Linked DNA regions of Mus musculus: region 1 is linked to region 2. The links are chromatin loops, found by intact Hi-C in ENCODE. Cell type or tissue: heart. All regions are shown on one strand. Each heading gives the region's core, and the rest is flanking DNA. Links, peaks and the distances in the headings are about the cores only. Region 1 has its middle 3.0 kb from the start of Gm30746. Region 2 holds the start of Gm30604 (a long non-coding RNA gene).

Region 1 (2,907 bases), core at 236-2,735, 79 kb after region 2:
CTACACAATGGCAGGAGAGAATGAACTCCCACAGGTTGTCCTCTGACCTCTACACGGGCACTCTGATACTCATATTGTCCCCCAATAAATGAAAAAATTGTAATTAAAATAACAGAACATCTTTGCCGCCCAGTTGGTATAGCCCTTGCCTAGTTAGCATACACAAAGCCCGGGATTCTGTCTCCAGCACCACATAAACGTAAGCTGGTGCTGCACACCGTGGAGGCAAATCAGAAGTTCAAGGTCATCAACAGCCACTATACAGTGCTAGCCTAGGCTATAAGCTATACTGTTAGCCTAGGCTATAAGCTATACTGTTAGCCTAGGCTATAAACAATAGAAGGGCCCTTGTGAGGCTGGGAAGGGTGGGTGGGTGTATACGGTGTGCTGAGAATAGAAACCGAGTATCACTAAGCTAAGCAAGCACTACATCAGCCCTTGGTGGGGGGGGAGCGGGGAGAAGAAGAAGAAACTTTTTTCTTTCTTTCTTTTTTTTTTTTGTTTTTTTTGTTTTTTTGTTTGTTTGTTTTTTTTCGAGACAGGGTTTCTCTGTGTAGCCCTGGCTGTCCTGAAACTCACTTTGTAGACCAGGCTGGCCTCCAACTCAGAAATCTGCCTGCCTCTGCCTCCCAAGTGCTGGGATTAAAGGCTTGCACCACCACCACCCGGCAGACATACCTTTTTCATTTTGAGGCAGGACTTCACTAAGTTGCCCTGACAGGCCTTGAACTTGTGATTCTCCTGCTTCAGTCTTTCACATGTCTGGAGTATTGAGGCTGTTATCCTAGCAGTGGGAAGACTGAGGTGTGAGAATTGCTGCACACTTAAGGCCAACCTGGGCTACATAGTGAGCTCCAGGCAAAGCTAGAGCTATACATCATAGAGAGTGATAGAGGTAGATTAGAAAAAAGAGAGAGATGACAGATAACAGACAGATAATAGAGATAGATAATAGATGATAAAAAGATTGTAGCTAGACATGTGATAGATTAGATAGATGATAGTTAGATAATAGATGATAGATTGATAGACAGATAGACAATAGTTAGATGATAGATAGATAGATAGATAGATAGATAGATAGATAGATAGATAGATAGATAGATAGATAGCCCGCACCTGCCCTGAGCTCTTGCTCAACCGGTTGCATCTGCAGCGCAGGCTGCTGGGCTTTCTTTCCCACTGCTATTTAGTAGCAGTTGTACTGACATGGCCGGGTCACCTCGACCTCCTGGAGGGCGCTTCAGGCTGGGACTCTATTGCCGGGCAGACACACAGCCCTTGACTGCTCTGTCACATTAGCTGTGGGGTACTGTCATTGAGTACTTTCACAGAGTGCCTGGCTAAGCCTCCTTCGGTCTCCTCCCCCAGAGAGAAAACAATAGGCGGAATTTTAATGGGGTGGGAATAATCGGGGACTCCGAGAATGAATGGAGGGGGAATGAATGAATCACCACCCTAATTTCTGCCTTCTGAGGCAATAGGTGTGCAGTCTCCATTTCTCAGAGCTAGGGGAATGTCTGCCAAAATAAATTAACTTTCCCACGTCAGTGAGTCATTTGGCTCGCGTTGCAGCCTCGGAACTGAGAGAGAACGGGAGAGACCACAGGGCAGGGAGGGGCTGGACTGACTGACTCAACAAGAAGGAAGCAGCATATGAGCTCTCTCTCTCTCTCTCTCTCTCTCTCTCTCTCTCTCTCTCTCTCTCTCTCTCTCTCTGCCACTTTATGTCTATCTCCCACTGCTTTCCCTCTGTGTGTGTGTCTCTCTCTCTGTCCGTCTCTGTCTCTGTCTCTCCCTCTCTCCCTCTCTCCCTCCCTCCCGCTCCCCCACCTCCAGTTCCAACTCCTCAGAGGTAGGTGGTCTGGATGTCGGAAGCTCCCCCTCCGGACACACAAAGTGTGGCAGGGCCAGGCTGAGGCTCCCGCGCCCCTCTCTTCCATCCGGTGCTCTTGTCCCACGGGTGCCAGACCTTGGCTATTCCCACACTCCAGCGGCTGGGGAGCTTCAGGGCAGAACAGCAGAGATCAAAGCCAGAGCCAACAGGTCCTTAAGAAGAAAGGGCTGGGAGGAGCCAGCTGAGATGGACTTAATTACCGACTCCTCGGGCTTGGGGTTTTATGAGCAGTTCTGCCTGTCTCCTAGAAACCGGACCAGAGGCAGTGAACCCAGCATAAAAGAAATTGATGTGAGACAGGAAAGGCAACTTTCTGACCTCTGAAGTGACGATATTCCAACAGGCCCACTCTCGCGCTCAAGCGTTTTCTAGCTCCTTATTATCTGTAGAAGGCAATAGGTCTCAACGTTGCCCTTAAGAGCATGGGCTTTGCAACCTGGCCTGGTGTTGTTCGCCTTTAATCCTAGCACATGGGAGGCAGAGGCAGGCGGATCTCTGAGCTCAGGGCCGGCCTGCTCTACAGACTGAGTTCCCCCAACAGTCAGGGCTATACAGACAAACCCTGACTGGGGGAAAAAAAATAACAAAAACAAAATAACATGGGCTTTGGGAGTCTCAGAGACCTGGGTGGAGGTCGTAGCAGGGGGTGGGGGTAAATTATCTTCAGTGAAATTGACTTTGTAAAATAGTGTATGATTGTGTCTTGGTGTTTTAGGAAAGGTTGCCGGAGCCATATTCCTTCTCGTAGATCCCCACATCCCTGAGCACTGGCATTTCCTTCTGAACACTTAAGTCTAGATAGATGATAACCCACAGTAAGTTCTCATCAGCATCGAACATCACGGGCATCTCTGGATGTGGAAAGTGCACACATTTTCCTTTTTCACAGAGACTGAATTTAGGGCCACATATGTCCCCAGCAAGTACTATAATGGTGAGTCGCACCCATCACTCAACACCCCCCCCCTTTAGTTAAAAAAAAAGTCAAGATTTAAATACTTTTAAAAGGA
Region 2 (2,907 bases), core at 258-2,757:
CCATGATGGGACTTGGCTTGGCTCTGTGTCACATACTTACAACACAGGTGGAAGTTGTGGCAGGCAGGAGCTTGGGGTTATCCTGGGCTACCAACAAACATGAGATTCCAATAAGACACAGCTACCTGTGCACAGGAAGGTGCCCACGGCCTAGGTGGGGTAGGGATTATGAGCAAGAGGCATTGACAGAGACTGGGATTTATGCCCAGGGTGCTGATTGGAAGCTAAGCAGGAATTACCAGACAGACGTATACGTTCAGCCCGTTACCGGTTTTTATGCCCTGAGCACACAGAACATTTGTAGCACCGGGCAAGGGCGGGTGGGGGGAGCAGGAGCTATTTCTGTGAGGATGCCGTGGGGTGAAATGCCTGTAAACATCCCCTCTCCAGGGCTGCGCTCTGCTCGGCAGAGGTTGCCCCGGTAATGAGTTTAACTCTTATGCTATTCATTCAGCCATCCGTGAAAGCCACAAATATTTACCGAGCACTTAGGATATGCCAAGTGGAGGCTGGGGACGCTGGGGACACAGAAGTGCCTGCCATCAAACGTGTGCCTCCCTTTTTGGAGTTCTCATACCAGCGGAGTCAGTAAGCTAACACAATACAAGGTGTGGTGAAGACCAGTGGACCACATGCTCGAGGATTGGCCGGCCTCCTCCAATGCCCGTCGTCCACCTGATCCAGGTGCGCTACGGGAATAAATTAGAGTCAGAGCCGGTCTGGCGAGACCTCGAGACCTTGGAGAATGACCAGAACTGACAGCTTCACTTCCCAGTTTACACAACACATTTTTAGATCAGGGAGATCCCGGACTGTGCCAGCCAGACCAAGATGGCCCAGCCAGTTTAGCAGTTATTTCCTGCCTTTCTCTGAGTGGTGGTGGAGGGGTAGGGGATGGGGATGAGGTAGAAATCCCACGTCACAAGAAAGAGTTGCCCTCACCTGCTTATAGGGCACACTCCAAGATGGGAAAGTGGGCCCAGTGAGAAGTCTCAGCCGGTTAAAGGGGCTTGCTGCCAATCTGACAACCTGAATTCGAGAGAACCACACAGAGTTCTGTAATCTCCATATACATGCTGTGCCCCCCCCCCCACACACACACACATACACATGCACACTAAAAGGAAAAAAAAATCTTGGGCGGGGGAGGAGCCTGAAAAGAGATAGAAACATAAGGAAAGCAAAGGGTTGTCTTATCTTTTCAGTGTGTAAGAGGGCAAAATGTCACCAGGAAGAGAAACAGTCTCCATGCTACAGCGTCTCAGAAATCAGAGGCTGGGGACTTCTGATAAGGGCCATGGATCCCAGTCTGCACCACTGATGGCCCCTCACAGCTCCTCACGTTGTCCATGACATCAGTTTTGTCCCTGACATCAGTATTGCCCACGGCATAGAACTCCCAGGGTAGGAAAGGACTCAACAGCAGACAGAACTGGAAACCCCAGTCTGGCCTGATTCTTAGACCCGTAGAGCTTCTACTGGGCAGAGGTTTGTCCTCAGGGTGGCACCAGGGTGACTCCAGCAGTCGAGTGCTGGAGAAGGTGGCCTGAGAAGCTGAGCTTGCAGAAGTGGCTGGAAGAGGAACCGTGGCCCCGCCCACCCACTTAAAACAAGAACAAAAACAAAAACCAACCAACAAGGTGACATCCAGGACAGAAACCCCTTGTCCTCTACCTGCGTTAGCCTCTGTCACGCAATAAATAACACCTTCGAGGAGGGTGGCCCGAGCCAGGCAGTAAGTGATACCGCCGTCAGTCCAACCGTCCTGTTGGAAGAAACACACTGTAATCATGCCTGAGAAAGACATTTGGCAAATGAGTTCCCATTTTCACATTGGATTGTGCTGAGCGTATCAATTTCCCGCGGGCCGGCCAGCGTTGGGGATGTGTAATTGATTGCCCGCGTTATAATAAACAAGCCGTGACAGGCGATCATTCATCACGGGCCGCTGAACGTTCCAGCGACGCCGGGAGAGAGGGGGCGCGGGAGCCGAGGGAAAGGAGGGGAAAGCAGCGCCCCGGAGGGCGGGGAGAGGGAACGCCAGGGCCGTAATTCTTTTCATTATCTAATTTGTTCTTACTGGCCTGGGTCCTCCCCCATCCCATCCCCAAGGAGGCCTAGGGGTTGGGGGAGGGGGCGGAGGGGGGGGGCGCGGAGACGAGGGGCGGGGCGAGCTGTAATGTGGGAGGATTTGTTCTGGAAAGCGAGGAAGGGATGTGCGCAGGACTTAGCTCTTTCAAGACCCCGCCTCCAATGGATGCGTCGGAAATTTAAATTTAAAATAAGACAAAAGAAACAGCAGGGGTGTTGTAAAAGACAAACACACAGACGAGTCCTTTTATCTGAGAAAAGAAGAGAGTCAGAGTTGACATCGACTGGGGCTCTGGCAGCGGGTGATGGTCCCTCTCGGCCTCCCACCCACTCCCACGGACGCTGAAGAGTGAAGTTTCAAGGCGTGCAGCAGTGGGGAGGGCGTGAAGGGAGCTGGCTGGAGTCCTCAGGCCTCACCCTGCCAGTTTGCAACCCCTTCCCCACGCTCTTAGCATTCCCCTCAGCCCTCCTGGGTACCAAATGCAACCCTCCCAGGGCCAGGGAGTGGAGGGGTGGAGCCTGTGCTGACGGAGGCGTGGTTTACAGGGGCGTGGTCATGTTAGAAGGGGAAAGGCAAGAATAAAAGAAAGCGCAGGGCTTCAGAGTGGCTCACTATTCCTGCCTGGTTAGTATTGTCTTTAATTTTTATCTTTAATTGGCTGGCCATGGTGATGCCCATCTTTAATCTCAGCATCCGAGGCGGAGGCAGGCAGATCTGCATGGAAAGTTCCAGATCACCAAGGGCTACATCAGAAGTTCGTGACTCAAAAAAATTTTTTTCTTTTAATTAGATTTTAATTTGGTGGTGGTATGCAC

The links. Peaks named below come from ENCODE experiments on the same cell type or tissue, not always from the same donor. Only the 100,000 strongest peaks of a DNase experiment are listed, where the experiment ranks them.
Region 1: a loop joins it to region 2, with 1.8 times the contacts of the local background. A loop is called at or near these places in 3 of 42 quality-filtered maps.

What each region holds. Positions count from the first base shown.
Region 1 is chr5:118,457,633-118,460,539 of GRCm38, forward strand. No RefSeq gene overlaps it. Among named protein-coding and RNA genes, the nearest start is that of Gm30746, 3.0 kb to the right of the region's middle. In heart, for the core only: no CTCF peak of the experiment used is centred there; DNase peaks (open chromatin) are centred at 1,549 and 2,009; H3K4me3 peaks cover 1,215 bases; H3K27ac peaks cover 1,367 bases.
Region 2 is chr5:118,378,955-118,381,861 of GRCm38, forward strand. Gm30604 (a long non-coding RNA gene) reads right to left here and starts at 1,964. Exons shown (of 6, transcript XR_878721.1): 1 at 1,675-1,964; 2 at 943-1,029. In heart, for the core only: a CTCF peak has its summit at 1,494 (motif pointing right); DNase peaks (open chromatin) are centred at 807, 1,807, 1,967, 2,597 and 1 weaker place; H3K4me3 peaks cover 1,547 bases; H3K27ac peaks cover 1,406 bases; H3K27me3 peaks cover 541 bases.